Linked DNA regions of Homo sapiens: region 2 is linked to region 1. The links are chromatin loops, found by intact Hi-C in ENCODE. Cell type or tissue: PC-3. All regions are shown on one strand. Links, peaks and the distances in the headings refer to the core of each region. The heading gives the core; the rest is flanking DNA. Region 1 overlaps LOC105372089 (a long non-coding RNA gene). Region 2 has its middle 70 kb from the start of LINC01601.

What was found. Hi-C counts contacts between places; a loop is a spot of excess contacts. Peaks named below come from ENCODE experiments on the same cell type or tissue, not always from the same donor. Only the 100,000 strongest peaks of a DNase experiment are listed, where the experiment ranks them.
Region 2: a loop joins it to region 1, with 4 times the contacts of the local background. A loop is called at or near these places in 7 of 110 quality-filtered maps.

Annotation. Positions count from the first base shown.
Region 1 is chr18:44,650,236-44,658,579 of GRCh38, forward strand. LOC105372089 (a long non-coding RNA gene) reads right to left here. Exons shown (of 4, transcript XR_935417.3): 4 at 8,214-8,344. Among named protein-coding and RNA genes, the nearest start is that of SETBP1-DT, 25 kb to the right of the region's middle. In PC-3, for the core only: no CTCF peak of the experiment used is centred there; DNase peaks (open chromatin) are centred at 1,406 and 4,516; H3K27ac peaks cover 857 bases.
Region 2 is chr18:44,597,525-44,605,868 of GRCh38, forward strand. No RefSeq gene overlaps it. Among named protein-coding and RNA genes, the nearest start is that of LINC01601, 70 kb to the left of the region's middle. In PC-3, for the core only: no CTCF peak of the experiment used is centred there; DNase peaks (open chromatin) are centred at 4,107, 5,027 and 5,517; H3K4me3 peaks cover 363 bases; H3K27ac peaks cover 2,317 bases.

The sequences.
Region 1 (8,344 bases), core at 194-8,193:
AGACATGGGGGCAATCTTAAATGGGGTGATCAGGGAAGGACTCGCTGCAGAGGTGGCCTTTGAGCAGAGACCTGAGTGGAGGGAGGAAGTCAGCCATGTGCGTGTCTGAGAGAATTGTGTTCCAGGCAGAGAGAGCATCAAGGAAAAGGACTCTGGGCCAGAAACCCGCTAAGCATCTTTGAAGAACAGCGAGAAGGTCAGTGAGGGTGGAGTGAACAAAAATGATCGTAAATAAATAAGAGGTAACCGGGGCCAGTTGGAGAAGGGTCTGGTAGGCTGAGATGAGGACTTTAGGTTGTTTTCTAACCTACTGTTTCCTTTTCAATAGGAAGCCATTGGAGGGCCTTGAGCAGGCAACTAACAAAACTGCCTTACTTTTCAAAAGCACCTTCCCAGCTACTGTGTGCAAACAGACTGTTGAGGGTCAAAATCAGGCCAACCCAATCTCTTCACGCACTGTTGTATGTAGCTCTCTTCCAATCCTGGCAGCCTATGGCCAGATCTCAAACTAAAATTGCTTTCAATATGTGTATGAACAAATGTCTGTCTCTCTCTCTCTCTCTCTTTCTCTCTGTCCTTGCAAGAACTTTTATAAACATATGTATATGAATTTTATGTGTATGTTACAGCTTCAGATGATACACTAAAGATCTGGAAGCTGTTGAAAATGCATAAAGCACTTAACCTGCATATAAGTGTGTCATGTACTTTGAGGGTTAAAAATTAATTACACTTTATTCTAAAAACAGAGGCATTAGCACATGAAAATATTTCACTAATTGAAGGTATGAGCTTGTGAAATGAATGCATGTTTATGAAAAGCAATCTCATTTTATTTACTGGGAGCCTCTGCATGAGGCAAGTCCTCTTGGCCAATCAAATGCATCAACTTCATGCATAGGCCGATAGACAAAAATACAACTTGTAGATAGGTCACTATGTTTTTACTCCGTGGTAGACAAATCTATCTGGAAGCACAAAATGACACTAATCCCATACCTGTCATGGTATTCCCTGGGTTTTCTCTCATTGGGTGAAACATATTTTTTAATGATGGGGTACACAAACACTTATGAAGAAGTTGTTTCTGTGTTTGTAGATCATCCTTGGGAATCGCTATATCACAGTATTACACAAATCTACAAATTATTTCCAAGACTTAATTTGCCCAGGGTTATCTTCCTCAATGCTAGAAGTCTCGTGAGCAATTTAGGTCTTATATTACTTTGCAGCAAATATTCCCATTCATTTCAGAGATATTCCTCCCTTCTCAAATTTCCACTCACTCCTACCGATAATCTGCCAAACTCTCTACAGGGTTCCAAGTTTTGAGAACCCAGATAAAGGCCCTTTGCATACCTGCCACTCCCAAGGCCCAGCTAAAGTCCTATCAGTCCCAGGAGATCGTTGGTTATCTTTCTCTACAAATGCCTGCGGAATTAGTCACCAGTGCTACTCAGTCTCGCATTTAGTTTTAGTGTTGTTGTTTCACTCTTGCGTAAGGCCAAAAGTTTTGGCACAGTTTGATGCTAAATTGTCACTTTTTTTTTTACATTTTTATTTTATTTCATCAGGTTCTTAAGAAAGTGCTGAACGCACAGAAGATAATAAGGCATCTGGACTGGAATATGTAAAATTACTTAGATTAAGCGAGTAAACCTGTTTAGTCCTTTGGAAATTATGGAATCTATACGAACAACACAATGTCTTGTTAAAAATACTAATATTAACTGAAGCTAAATTCTGGACAAGCTGCTACTAATAATTCTAATTAATAAATGTCAACAAAGTAGGCTGGAGTACCAAGTGGGCAGTCTGTAACATCTTTGGAATTTAGCAGGCATGGACTCTGCATTGCCACATTGCCCTGAGTCCCTGGGACCCCTCCAGGAGACCTGGCCTCTGGGCTCTGCTGAGCCTGCTCTAGGGAGGACTGTTCTCTTATCTTCAGGCAGGATTTGGCTGTGCATGTCTTCTTTATCTGTGAATGTTCATTATTTCTATTTGTACCTGAGCCTATATTTATGGATAATCTATTGAAGGAGGAAATATGGCTCAGGTGAGTGGGAATGACAGGGCTGTATTTAATGGCTACAGCAAATAACCTTCTAACGGCCGAAAGAGTGTCATATCTCACGGTTATGATGTCTTCAAAAGGTGATATTTCTGGCTGTGTCATCATAGCTGTGAAAAGCATTTTCTCAGCATCTAAGAAAAATGGGAAGACCGTGGGGTGATGGAGGTGCACTCAAGACAGGCTGGTATTAATCACACGAGCTCAGCCTCAACTTTTGTCTACATTTAAAGAAAGAAATTTGGGGTTGGGGGAAGGGTGGGTAGAAAAGATACAGACTTTCCAGTTTTTGAGGTGGGTGTTTTAGAGATATGTGACAGAGACCTTGTCTTAGGAAAATAGCTTAGGAGAGCTAATTTTCTGTGAAGGTTCTCACTCCCCTTCTGCACAGCCCTGTTTTTCCAACTTCTGGTTCCAAGTCTATCACCTTATCCCACCTGCCAACCCTATGAAACCTCCTTATGTCTCCAACCCACTTAAAATGTGAACCGAGTTTCTCCCAATATACTTGGAATCATACTGGATGTTATGAGGACACAGGAATTACACGACATAATTCTGACCTTTTGCCTCTGGTGAGACTTCCTCCAGAGACACAAATCACACAGAGGCACATACTTTACTTACACTGTAACCCTCACAAGACGATGCTCACTGCATAATGTCACGATGAATTTATGTTCTCTATTTTTGTGTATAGGGTTGACTCTGAGAGTTATAGCATAATACTGGGATTACTTAGGACTCCAGATTTGCCCTCCTGCCTCCACCAATGCAGCTACTAAAAATATGTTTTCTTTCTTTCCACCTTGCTACCTTCAAGACCTAACTCACGTCTCACCTCTCTCATGAATCTAGTCCATGTTACTATCTGCCTTTTTTTAAAACATTTTTGCTAATAGTGTCTTAGATTTGTCTATTCCCTAATTTTTGACCCATATTTTAGCACCATGTTGGTTACACAAAGGTCTCTTGTTCACTGATTATTTCATGTAGTTTATCACTGAAAACATTAGAAGCAAGGAAATACTATAGAGTTCTTTGTACCTCATGGTGTTTAGCCCAAATTAGATTCAGTTAAACTTTCTTTGATTGTAAATTTTGATTTCCAGTTAATGTCCTAAGTTTCTGTCTTTCTTAACCACACTCTGAATTAGCCATCTCATTATAGTAAACATTAATATATCAATATAGACAAAGAAGCTTTTATTCTCCCTATTTGCCACAAATAAGGAAACTGAGGCTTAGAATAATATTTTTTGTCCAAAGTCACATATGGTGGCACATAGGAAATTGTTCTTTCAGTGCACAGATTTTTCTCATGGAAAATATACAACATTATAAGGGTATAAGAAAGTGAATGTGGATGACCTCATGTAGCTAATTTCTAGACTATAGTACCAATTTGCATGCATATCACAGAGAAAAGGTCTCAACCACAGGAAAGAGTAGGGCTTAGGACAGTGTCCAGCACACGGAAAGCATTCAAGAAATGTTTTACAGCTGGGCACGGTGGCTCACGCCTGTAATCCCAGCACTTTGGGAGGCCGAGGCGGGCGGATCACGAGACCACCCTGGTTGACCATCCTGGCCAACACGGTGAAACCCCGTCTCTACTAAAAATACAAAAAAAAAATTAGCCAGGCATGGTGGCAGGTGCCTGTAATCCCAGTTACTTGGGAGGCTGAGGCAGGAGAATCACTTGAACCCCAGAGGCAGAGGTTGCAGTGAGCCAAGATCGCACCATTGCACTCCAGCCTGGTCAGAAAGAGCGAAACTCCATCTCAAAAACAAACAAACAAACAATTTTCCATTATATGTTACTTATTATTATTATTATACATTTATTATATCAGAATCATCTGAGAAGCTTTTTTTTTCAAAATCCAAAAACCTGTCCTTCAAGGGCATAATTGAATAAATCAAAAATAAAGAGAAAGACATAGAAATGTGCAAAAATACTTTGAATTGAATAAGTCTCCAGATGATTCAGATACATCTCCCTTTTCCTGCCCACCAGTGCCTCCAACACACATATGACCCCTACCATCAAATCAAGAACCCCAAAGAATATGGGTCAGTACAGTTGGCCCTTCATATCCACAGGTTTCACATCCAGCTGCAGATGGAAACTCACAGATACAGAGGTCCCACGGCCCTATGCCATTGATTCTGGTGTCTGCTGGGGTTTCTGGAACCAATCCCCTACAAATACAGAGGGCAAACCGTGCTCAGTTCTTCAAGTAGAATTTAATCAACAAGCATGATTTGATTCTTTGTTATTATTTTGTTAGTATGATGATAATAAAAATGACTGGTCTCTTTCCAGTATAAACAAGTTTCTTAGATACGGTTCTGTAATTTTTCTGGCTAGTAGCCACAGTAGTGGCATGACTACAGAGAGACTAGGGCATGCCATATAATAAAGAAGGAATGTTGACACAAAAGAGCACAGCTACCTATGTCATCCACAAAATATGTGATGCAGACGGTGCATGGAAAGTTCGATTGCTGCTTCTTTGGGAAATGTGACAGAATACCTTGTGGTTCTGTTGCTGAGGAGAATTGTACTTATCCCAAGTAGAGGGCAGCAAAGTTTTGGGGGACAAGTCCCCTCATCATGCCTGTGTCTCTGCAAACAAAAGCTTAATAGGAATTAGGACCTCTTTTCCCCAGCTTCAAAAGAGAGTACCCTTTACCAAGCTACACAGACAACAACTGAAGAGTTTCCTCTTAAAAACAATTTGCAACTTGCAAAAGTCATTGTTTAGCTCTTGGATTTCACCAAATCTAAACAAGTTGGAATAACTTGAGTAGAGAGCCTGCTGGAAAATATTACAGGCTATACTCCATGCATACATAAGCCTTAAATCAAAGGCAAGACAGGTAACTTGGTTGTTTGTTTACCAGGGTTTCCATAAGCACATAGGAACAATATCCCATTTATTGTTCAGCTTTCTTGTTTCAAGCTATGTATAAATGTTTTTATTCATCTCAGCCCATATTTTTCTGTTAGAGTTTCTGTTTTTAACGAACATTTGGGTACTGAATACAGTGAAATTTTAGCTATTTATGAAAAAATGAGAGGAGTGAAGAGTTCAAGAGAGTTGAATCTTATACATAACTGGGCATTTAAACATCATTTATTTTTGTTTTCGCCACCTTTTTATGAAAATCTTTATTCTTCTCTACCTTTCTAACCTGTTGGATAAGTACTTTTTAAGGATGCAGTCTGGTACAGCAAAGTCATCATAGTTTATTGGGTATGTAGATGTGTATTTCTGGAGAAAAGCACTCAGCTACCATGCTCTACATTCTTGTGTTTACTTTATATGGTTCTTTTCTCAGGCCATGATCTGTCGCTTTCACTAAGTAGCATATCTAACTAACTCATTCCCTCCTCTAACTCTACTCTTATATTTTCCATGAAATCCAAGCCTAACCAGCTATCTGGGGGCTTTCAAGTGGCTTCTAAAAAGTCAAGTGCTCAAACTTTCATATAAATATTTGTGCAATCCATTTTGTTACCAAGAACAATTGTTTGCTTCTTTCTGTTTCTATGTTCTGTGTTCTGACAGTGAGATTAGAGACAGTAAAATTCCAGATAGGTAAGACGTAACTGACCTCTGTAAACTATCTTTCTTTTTCATGCACCTACTGACTTAGTTGAATTCTCACAATGACAATAAAGGAAGTAATCATCTAATAACAGCTACCATCCATGACACGTCTGCCAATGCCAGCTCTTCAACCTGAATGATTTCAATAGATAGTACTGCTCCTATGGGTAATACACTTTTAAGAGTGGGAACTGAAGTTCTTGGAAATGAAGGTATTCATGGAAGATCACAAAGCTTGTTAGGGGCAGAAATGAGATTTGAACCCAAATGTGGCTGTGTCTAACGCCTGTGTTATTTCCATTGTACGATGCCACACATAGTAATTGAAAACATTTTAAACTGTGACAAGATTTGGGATTGTATTTTCCAGTTTCTTAGCCAAACCTCTTAAATATTATACTTTCAGAATATGCAGTAACTGTTGTATATGGATTTTATTTTTAGTTTATATATAATAACAGTACATATTGATGGAGTACCTGTGAAATCCTAACACATGTATACAATGTGTAATGATCAAATCAGGGTAATTGGGTTATCCATCATCTCAAACATTTGTCATTTCCTTATGTTGGAAAAATTTTATATGTATTTTTTAAAACTGCCAAGTGAAGCTATTATTCTGAAGCTCCTGAAGAATAATTCTTTATATCAGAAATAGAAGAAATTCTTGATATCAGGAAATAGAACAGAGTAGCACAGGTTACTGAGGAAATTCTGGATTCCCCTCATGGATTTTGCCCTATGTGTGCGTGTTTTATTTATTTTTTATTGAATTATAAATAGGTAAATGTTGACATGGTTCAAAAAGCAAACAAGAAATTTGAGAAAATGTATAGAGTTAAAAGTCTCCTTCCCTTACCTATTTTCTTTGGCCCCACATCCAACAACCTTCATAGGTCACTGACAAGCTTGTATATCTTTCCAGTATTTGTGTAGGTCGATGTAAGCATTGTGTTTTTGAAAGATAGCATAATATATATCCTTTGTTTACTTCACTAACAATATACCTTGGAGGTTTTTCCGTATCACTAAATAGAGAGGATCCTCATTCTTTTCTATCTGGTTTCAGTGTATTCTATTTTATGATGATACCATGATTTATTTGAACAGTCTCTCAATGCAACTTTGGGTTGTTTCCATTTGTTTGTTCCTCTAAACCAAGCCTAAATGAATTACTTCGAACAAAAGTTATTTTGGACTTATGCAAGCCATAGGATCAATTATCACAAATAAAACTCTGGGTCAGAAGGACATACATTTGTAATTTTGGATATTTTTCAATTGCCCTCCAAAAGAGTTGTGCCAATTTTCCATGAGTGACAGTGCCCATTGCCCCACAACATTGCAGTAAAATGGATCAAATGTTTTGATTTTTGCTTATCTGTTAAGTGAAATATAACATCTCAGTAAAATTTAAATTTGTACTTACTTCTCTTATTATGAGGGATACAAATAATCTGTTCATATATTTAAGATATTCACATTTCTTTAACTGTGAACTGCTTATTCATTTGCTTTGCCCTTTTTCCTGTCAGGTTATTAGTCTAAGAGGCCACATATTTTTTTCTAACCTGTCATGTGCCTTTTGACTCTGCTGACGGTAGGGCTTTGTTTTGTCTTTATAGGAAGAAATCATTTTTTTTTAGCACAATCATAATTATTTATCCTCTCTGGATTCTGAGTTGTGGTTAAATAGACTATTTTTCACCCATTGGACAAAGTTCTGGATTTGATGATATCTAAGTTTGTAGCATAGTGTCAAGCACATTAGATAGGACTCAGCAGGCTAGAGTGTTAGGCCTACGTCCACACTTATCACTAGGCAAACTTTGTCAAATGATGTGACTCTGGTGGATACCCAGCTACAGAATCAACCATTATCCATCCTCTTGTTTTCTGAATAGTATAAGCAGTTAGCTCATGAGAGAAACAGAAATGGCTTCGAAACTAAATAGCCAAATTCATCCTAAATTGAGAATAAATGGTCCCAGGAAATTACATATTAGTAAACCTGGGATGCCAAAACAAGACTGGACGGTTTTACCAACAGAAATTTATTTTCTCACAGTTTTAGAGGCTGGTAAATCCAAGATCAGTGTGGTGGTGAATTGGATGTCTGATAAGGGCTCTCATCCTGACTTGCAGGCAGCCAGCTTCTCACTGTGTCCTCATGTGGCGGAAAGAGAGGGAAGAAGACATTTCTGGCTCTTCCTCTACGTAGAAGTCCACCAACCCTATCAGATTAGGGCTCCACCATTATGTTCTCGTGTAACCTCAATTACCTCCTGAAAGCCCTATGCCCAGATATAGTCACAATAGGGATTAGAGCTTCAATGTGGGTATTGGAAGGGGGCGCTTAATTCCATCCATAGCAAACTGGATAAACAAATTAACCAACTTTGCAATGTAGAAGCAAATTCCTTCAAATATAGATCAAACATCAATACATGAATCTTTCAAAAGCATTAGAATGATCACATCAGAGCAGTAAAGCAAAAGTATCATGGTTAGAATCCTGAGGTTCTATCTTAACATTTATTTCGTTTTGGTTTAACTTCCTTTTTTACAATGAAGTACAGATGAAGGGAGTGGAGAGTGAAGAATGTGTTCCCCAGAAAAGCATCTTAAGAGAGTCTGAAGCTTGGAT
Region 2 (8,344 bases), core at 181-8,180, 53 kb before region 1:
AATACACTCAAGAAAGTACATATTCAAGAATGGGGAGTGAGGGTGTACTCAAGAGAGAATCCCACAGTGGAGTTTAGGACTGCTACCTTTATGGGTTTCTTTAACCAAGGAGCTGAATATTTATGAAAATCCCTGGAAAAAGGTAGAGGTTTCTCGGAACATGGTGCTACCCACTTTTACACCAAATATGTGTGGTCTCAGAACTCTCATGTCACTGGTCGGTGTGTGATTTGTATGTTAATGGGCATATAGTGAGGTCCCAGGTGAAACCTAGGTAGAATCCACGGCCATGTTGGGTCCAGTCAGTCTTAGCCAACTTGGTCCACACCCTGTTTTTCAGAGTCTTATCAGCCCATAGCCTCTAGTCATGTTAAACTATTGCCTAGAATTTTTATTCTCCTGTGACCACCCTGTACTATTCCTGTCTCAAGAGAACCATTGTATAATTCAGGAACAAACACCAATGGATGAAAGAGGGCCGGAAGGAAAGGAGTGACTATCCAGGCTCAGACTGTGTTCACATATGATGTTGGCCAAGGAGAAAAGGAAAAGATATAGAGAACAGTTTCTGGTCTTTAAAAAAATCTATCGTCCAGTTGAGACCAGGACATAGGACAACAGTGAGGAATGCAGGAGCAATGTTATTTCAAAGCCAAAATAAATCTATTCATTGGAACCCACCAAAGGAAAAAAAAAAGGAGGACTTCAAGGTTTCCCTTTTCATTACATATCTTTAAGACCTAATACTTAAACTCCTTCAAAGCAATTTACTAGGTATTTAAGATATATTTGAATGACAATGAGCTCCAAGGAAATTTAGCACTCATTTACATAATCAAGTAATCTTTTTGTGTTACTCGAAGGAACACAACTTAGAAGGAGTTCCAAGGTGTATGGAGTCACGGAGTGTTAACACTCACCAAGACTGCAGAACTTGCCATTTAGACATTGCAAACAGACAATTTATAAGCTACTTCTAGCCCTCAGGCATTTTTTTTTTGGCTCAAACACTGTTTGTTTTATTTTGTACATCTCATCAACAATTAAAAATAAAGAGATTTTACATAAAAATATCTATTTCTAAGTTCTCTGAAACAATCAGAAGGGTTCCCCGTTGTGGACCAGCATTCCAGAGTATCTGCCATCAGCTAAACCGACTCACAGGTGCCCCCTAGAAGAAAGCACCAAAGGCCTGGCTGCTTTAAGTATTCTGCTTTTTGTAGGCCCACAGCCGGGCAAATCTGCACATTTTACAGGCGAGGAACATCCTGGAAACCAGAGTGACAAGAGACTTGCTCAAAACTGATGGCTTACTAGAGGCCAAAATGGCCCCAACTTAATCTCTCAAACCAGATCTCCTGATTTATTGAACTAGGTCATTCTACAATGTGGTTCACCAAAAAAAAAAAGAAAAATAATTCTATCCCAGGTCTGTTGCTTATCTTTGAGTGACCTTTGGTAAGTCTGCCCAATTTTCCTCATCAACAAAGTTTTAGCATTGCCATGTGCCCTAATGACTTCATAGTGTTGCAGTTATAATAGAATATTATTTTCAAAAATACTCTCTAGAAAAAAAGGAAAACATAGTAATTTGTAGAAAAGCGAAGTTCGCCAGAAGCCCTACCTAATTTTAGGTTCTAGACCTAGTTCCTCCACCAGCTGGTTGTATGACCTTTCACATGTTTCTTAAACTCTGGTTTTCCAATTCAAATATTTTATTTTCCACGATCTTTGCAAGATTAATCTCATTCGTCACCTTGTAAAATGTTTTTCTTGAACTAAAATCTTTATGACTTGGGCCAAACCCAATGTGAATTAAACTAATAGAGAATAAAAATGGACTATTGGGTCAGGTCTACTTTATGCCCTGTCAGAAGCACACTGAGATATTGATAATGCATAGCCATTTGAAACCTCAGTGCCTCCCAGCTTGGCACAAAGAGCAGAGATACAGAGCGGAGCTCAGAGAGGAAAAGTAGAGATATAAATGACTGGAGAAGTGCTTCCAGGGAGCTGAGTCAGCCGAAACAGAGCCTCCTGCTGAGCTCAATGGATCTTTTCTCAGTTGCTTGTAGTGTTGGCTGGAGGCTGCTTGGCAATGCCTGCTGGGAAGACAATTTTTAGTCCATCGATTCATTGAAGCTGGGCAGTCTGCCCCAGCACTTAGGCACTCAGACAAAAATGCCCTTAATCACTGGCAAACCCAGAGATGTAGCAGGAGCCAGTGGCTCCATCAGCACCTCAGGTCTGACCAAAAGAGAAGGGTGGTCTAGAAAGCTCAAGGCGTCAGTCTCAGAATTCATAGGATCTATGGCTTGACTTTTAAAGCCAAAACTCTAAATAATCCCTGATCTTGAGGACAGAAACATTGTAACTCAAGAGCACTGCACTCTTTCTTTTGCCCTCAGTGAAACCAAGAGCAGCTAAGAAGCAGGTTTTTCGGGCTTTACTCACACTGTCCCCTCTGCCAATCTTCCTGATCAACTTAACCCAGGGTGTGCCTCCTCCGGGAAGTTTTCCCTGACCTCCCTCTTTATGTTAGAATCAGCTCCCTGCCCTGACCTTCTTCAGAACCTCCTTTGTTCACCACTATTATATCACCATCACGGCATACTTGTCTGTTTTTTTTTTCTCCATCTCCTCAATAAGATTGATCTCTTCAGACTGAAGACCCTTGTTAACTATTCATCTCTAGCATCTAACATAGTGCTTGGCATATGAAACACCCTTGAATTCTTAAATGTTTATGGAGGAAAAGAGGGAGGGAAGGAAGGGAAAAGGAAGGAAAGAAACTTAGGAGGGTAGGCTGAAGGGACTACTGTGATGAAAGTGAAAGCTGAGGGAGTAAAATGGGACACCTAAGTGGGCTATCAAGGTCCCCAAAAACTGTGCTAACAGCAGACGCAGGTGTCTGAATAGTCAATACAGTTAAAGGAAAAAAATAATCCTGGAACTGAGAAACGAAAGGAGGATCAGGTGAGATCACTAATGTATAAGTAATTTGAAAATTTGAAGTGTCCATAAATACAAAGGATTATTACAATTTCCATGTATTATTGTATTATCACAATCACTATGAAGGAATTAGGACCACTTTCTCTCATCAATTCATGGTTTCTTTCCCTGTCCCAAACCTGAGATTGTATGACTCAAATAGGAAAACATTGAAAAGGATTATCTGTTCCCTGTTTATGAACATGTCTTTATCTTGTAAGTAAAATATCTTCATGAACTGAAAATTCCTGCAACACAGAAATTATATCACATTTAAAAAATAATGATGATGATGCGTTAGACAGACCATTGATGGTCCTCAAAACATTCACTCATGTTGGACTCTTAGGAGAACTTCTGACAGGCCAATCAGCTAGGGCAACCCCAATTTAGATGATCAAACTAAAAATCATTGAGATTAAGTGACTTGATCAAGATTGAGCTTGGTAAGCATCTCAAAGGATCTAAGAACAAAGTAAACGTCCAAAAATATTTACAGAAATGGAGTACCAAAAAGGATCTAAAAGATAAACAAGTCCAACTTCCTACATAGCACAGGAAACCCTTCCGACAAACGGGCACACCTAACAACTAACAAGTCATCTAAACATTCTTTATTTTCCAGAAACAAAACATTTTTCCATTATCCATTCATCTTAGAGGCAGTTTACTTATTGTAAAAAGAGGATAATAATTAGCACATATTTCTTGGTTTATTTTAAGGATGAAAATACATGATGTGTATGAACTACTTAGCAATGGCAATTACCAGCACATAGTGGGTATTCAATAAGTGTTAGCTCTTACAATTTTTATTAGTCTCTTCTTGTGTTTTCTGTGTTTTGTTTTGTTTTGTTTTGTTTTACAGAGCCTCTCCAACCTTTCACATCTTTTTGCTTCAGACTCCATCAGTGTTTCAGGTGAATAGAGTGAAATCTGTTTATGATTCTCTAAATTATCCTTGGTGGAGTAGAAATTGTTGGTCTTAATTTTTCTGTGTATCATAGAGACTTAGAGATGTGATGAATTGACAGCAGCTGAGTCAAAGACAAAGCCTTCTGGGAAAGAAAGATTTTTTTCTTCAGGACTTGAAAGGAGCCTATTTGGCAACTTGCCATCTCAACAGCATGACTGTGTGGCATCCAGCATCCTACAAATATAGATGGAATTCCCATAAAACAAAGTTTTACAGTAACAACTAGCTCATTGCTTAGGAAGCTCTGATTCAAAGAATACTACATTAAGTGTCTTGTTTATGTTAACAAACTTCTTAAGTGAGAAACACCCAGATTGTAGGCAAGACCACTCACTGAAATGTAGAAAGAAATTACTGGAATTTCAACTTATATAGTAATGTAATCTTTTCCATTTGAATTTTTATCTTTATATAGAGTTTTTGTTGTTTGTTTGTTTGTTTGTTTGTTGTTTGAGTTTGGGTCTCACTATGTTGCCCAGATTGGTTTCAAACTCTTGAGCTCAAGTGATTCTTCTGCCTCAGCTTCCCAAAGTGCTAGGATTACAGGTGTGTACCACCACACCCAGCTTTTATATAGGTTTCTAATACATATATCATTAAAGTTGCACATGAATATGGTTTATGAATAAATGTGCATATATTTGAGATCTATGATCACAATTTTTACAGCTACGGTATGTGATCAAGGTTTTCAAATCATTGGTTTATATTAATCCTAAGACTAGAAAGTGTTTAAAGCAGTAGCTAAGTAACAATCTTCACCATTATACATGAGAAAAATAGAAAATATATACCCACTTATAAATTAATATTGTTATTTTCCTCATTTCCTGATTTGATTTTCCTAAAATTAATTTGATTTTGCTAAAATTAATTCAGTTTCCTAGGTCTCTACTCTGTCTTTATAAAAGCAAATTCATATTTACTATGATCAGTGTAAAAAGAGTGGGTGGAATATGCTACCAGCATTCAAAAGAAACATTCCTAAGGGCTAATGGAAAACCACAAATCTGACTGGAGGTCTTGACATCCTTTATAGCAGTAGACCAAATGTTAGCTACATCCGCCAACACTTTCAAAAGTTTTTATGGAACAAACAGAGACAAATACCAAATGCCAAGTAACCAAGTTACAACACCTCACTTCCTTTAGGCAGCACTCTCAGAAGCATGGTTCAATTCTCATTTTCAAGTTTGAGTTAACTCTAGACCCACGCCCTGGCCTCCAAAACTGTAGAAAAAAATATTGCAAAAGATGTCTTCTTCATGTTCCTCAAGGTAGTTAATCTCACCCAGAGAGTGGCAAGTACTTGGAATCTTCCCGATATTTTTTTCTCCTCCAGAGTTTTAGTGATGAAAGGTGTTGGGAGAATATAGAATGCTAAGCCCTACAAATCTTGCTGGAGAGATCTCCTAGAGAAATCAGAATCTTTCAAGATTGTTTTAGAGAAATATGCTACCACTTTGATTCCTTTCTAACAACTCCCCTGTGACCCAGCTGGCCTGACAAACTAAATCATGATACTCTGCAAAACATACCCTTTCACACATGAATGCCCAAGGCAATGTTTCCTAACCGTTCATGAGTCATAAAACCTATGGCAGAAATCATTCTACATGTTCACCAAAACATTTCATTTTTCCCTCTGGGCACCAGGAAAACTATTTTTTTTTTAACTTTTTCTAATCTATATGAGGCTATGTGATGGGTTCTGCCCAGTAAAAGGTGGGCAAAATTGATATCAGCCACTTCCAGGCCATGCCCTTAAAGTGTCCTACAGAATCATCCCCACTCTATGTCTGTTATCATTAGCTGTCTGGATGCAAAGTATCAAAAAAATGACTTTATTTATTTATTTGTGTATCGAGACAAAGTATCACTTTGTCACCCAGGCTGGAATGCTGTAGCGTGATCATGGCTCACTGCAACCTTGACCTCCCGGGCTCAAGCTATCCTCCCACCTCAGCCTCCCAATAGCTGATACCACAGGTGCATGCCACCACTCCAGGCTAATTTTTGTATTTTTTGTGGAGAGGAGGTTTCACCACATTACCTAAGCTGGTCTTGAGCTCCTGGGCTCGAGTGATCTGCCTGTCATGGCCTCCCAAAGTGCTGGATTACAGGCATGAGCCACCATGCCCAGCCCAAATGAAGAACTTGGAGTCCATGGTGAAAGGCAGAACCTTCTCAACTCAACTGAGCTGATCATGAGTGAAAAGCACATCTTTAAGCCACAGAAATTTTGGGAGTTGTTTGTTGTAGCAGCTAGAAAGGTTAATACAAACTTCTTTGAACAAATGATGAAAGATATGTTTGCTCATAACAGAACAATGCAAATTTGTCCATACATACAAAAGCTGGTGTGCAGATTCCAGATGCCCATCTGTGAACCTCATGACATTTTTTTATGAGGAGAAATCCTATAGCCAGTGTCAACACAAAGGTCCCATCTATCTCCAGCAGTGCGTTGAAATTCTTCCACTACCACATCCTTTATTTTGAATATTTTTTATTTTAGGGGTATAATCACAGTATAGTGATTGATTTGGTAGTTTCCCTCTTATTAGACCCTAAATAATTTGAAACCCATGTTACCTTTTGGTCCACAGTTTTCAGAAGAAACATGGACAGGTGAGTGAAGCATAGTAGGCAGTGGTCCTAGGTGCCCGTGGAGTCCAGTAATGTAGAAATTCTTTCCTTCCCCTGGAAGAAACTGACTGAGCTGTTAGTATTGCATTGGCTCTTCAGGACTGAGGGTAGCTATGAACTACGAATTTTAACCAACGAGATTTTCTAACTTCAACCGTACCAATAAAACATCATTTTCAATATGGTTCCTTTATCTATCCCTCTTTTATGTTTCCAGACATGAATGGTTTTTAGGAAGTTGTAGCTGATATGGAGAAACAACTAAAAAGCCACCAAGCTCTTACCACTCCTATTACAACCACGCTCTAACATTGATGCTAGCTGTAGCCATACTCACCCCTTACACCACTCTCCCTTCCCCCCACTTCACCCAGCTTGTATTACCACTAATGTTTGTGTTGCCATTTCTCTTGTTCCCCTGGCACCTCCAGTTAATAATGGCACCTGGTAGTAAAGGTACTATTACTAGCAATGGCATGCATTTGGCACAGTTTTAAAAGAGATTTGTAGGATGCGGTCTTGAAATTTTCCGAATGTATAATTTTATTTAAATGATTTGTAGAAATGAATCTGTGTTTACTTCTATATATGCTAGTTTATGAATAATTTAATTATTTACCGGTAATCTGAGTGGCTTTCTTAACCCGCAAACGCAATGGGGCACTACAGACAACCTCACAGTTAGAACTCAGTCGTCATGGCTAGGAGCCCAGGCTTTTCCAGAGTTCCCCTCCCTCAAGTCATTCTTGGAATCACTAAAGAGGCTTATCTATGTCGAGAATCCACCAGCCAGATCAAGATCATCCACAGCCTTCAGGCCCCAGTGGCTCCCCAGAGTGGCCTCTCTGAGTTGGATGAGGCTCTGGCGCCTGATGCTGCCGGAGGACATGTGGGAATGTGCCCAGCCCCAATGCTTCTGGACCTAGTACAGACCTCCTGCACCTTCCAGCCAAAAACCCATGTGGCAACTCCTCTAACGAAAGATCACCCTTTCTACTTTATAGCACTTCTGAAGATAGGGGTGGGGAAGCAGTAGATCCCAAAGCAAGAGGCATGAACGCTAAAGTGTAGTGACTTTTAGTGACACAGCTCGCAACCCACACACACACCCCACCCCATTTCCCAGAGGGGCGGGTCGCAAGAAACCCCAGCCTCAGCTACCACACTGGATCCAGAATGTTCATTCCCTAAGACTTTTTCTCAGGAGACTATTCAACCCCTGTGTCTACTCATTCATGCAAATGAACACTTAAGAGAGGAGTGTCACTTACCTCTTTTCTCATTATCGGACTCCATGAATGCAGCTAAGGTACCTTGTTAAGTACTTCATTTTACACTTATGTAATAACAAACAATAGACACGAATTGGTTGTACAATAATGAAAACTTCTTCAAGCTTCCCACAAAAATGAATTTTATGTTTTTATTGGCCTTCATGTTGTTATTCTCAGGAATATGTGTATGTGGCTATGCTAAAGCATATCACTTAGGCCCCATGTGCTGAAGAAGAAATCATCCAAGTGGAGAAGTGGAAAAATAAGTCAGAAAAGAAAATTATTCTTCCAAGTTTGTTCATTGTTATGAATATATTGTTTATTCTTCTCTCTTAATAAATAGAAAATTTGCTTTATATACATCATTATGGTATTCTAACCACCAACAATTTACCTTGCCCATATAAATAGCCAATTTATAAATTGATACTACTGATACCGCTGGTTTTAT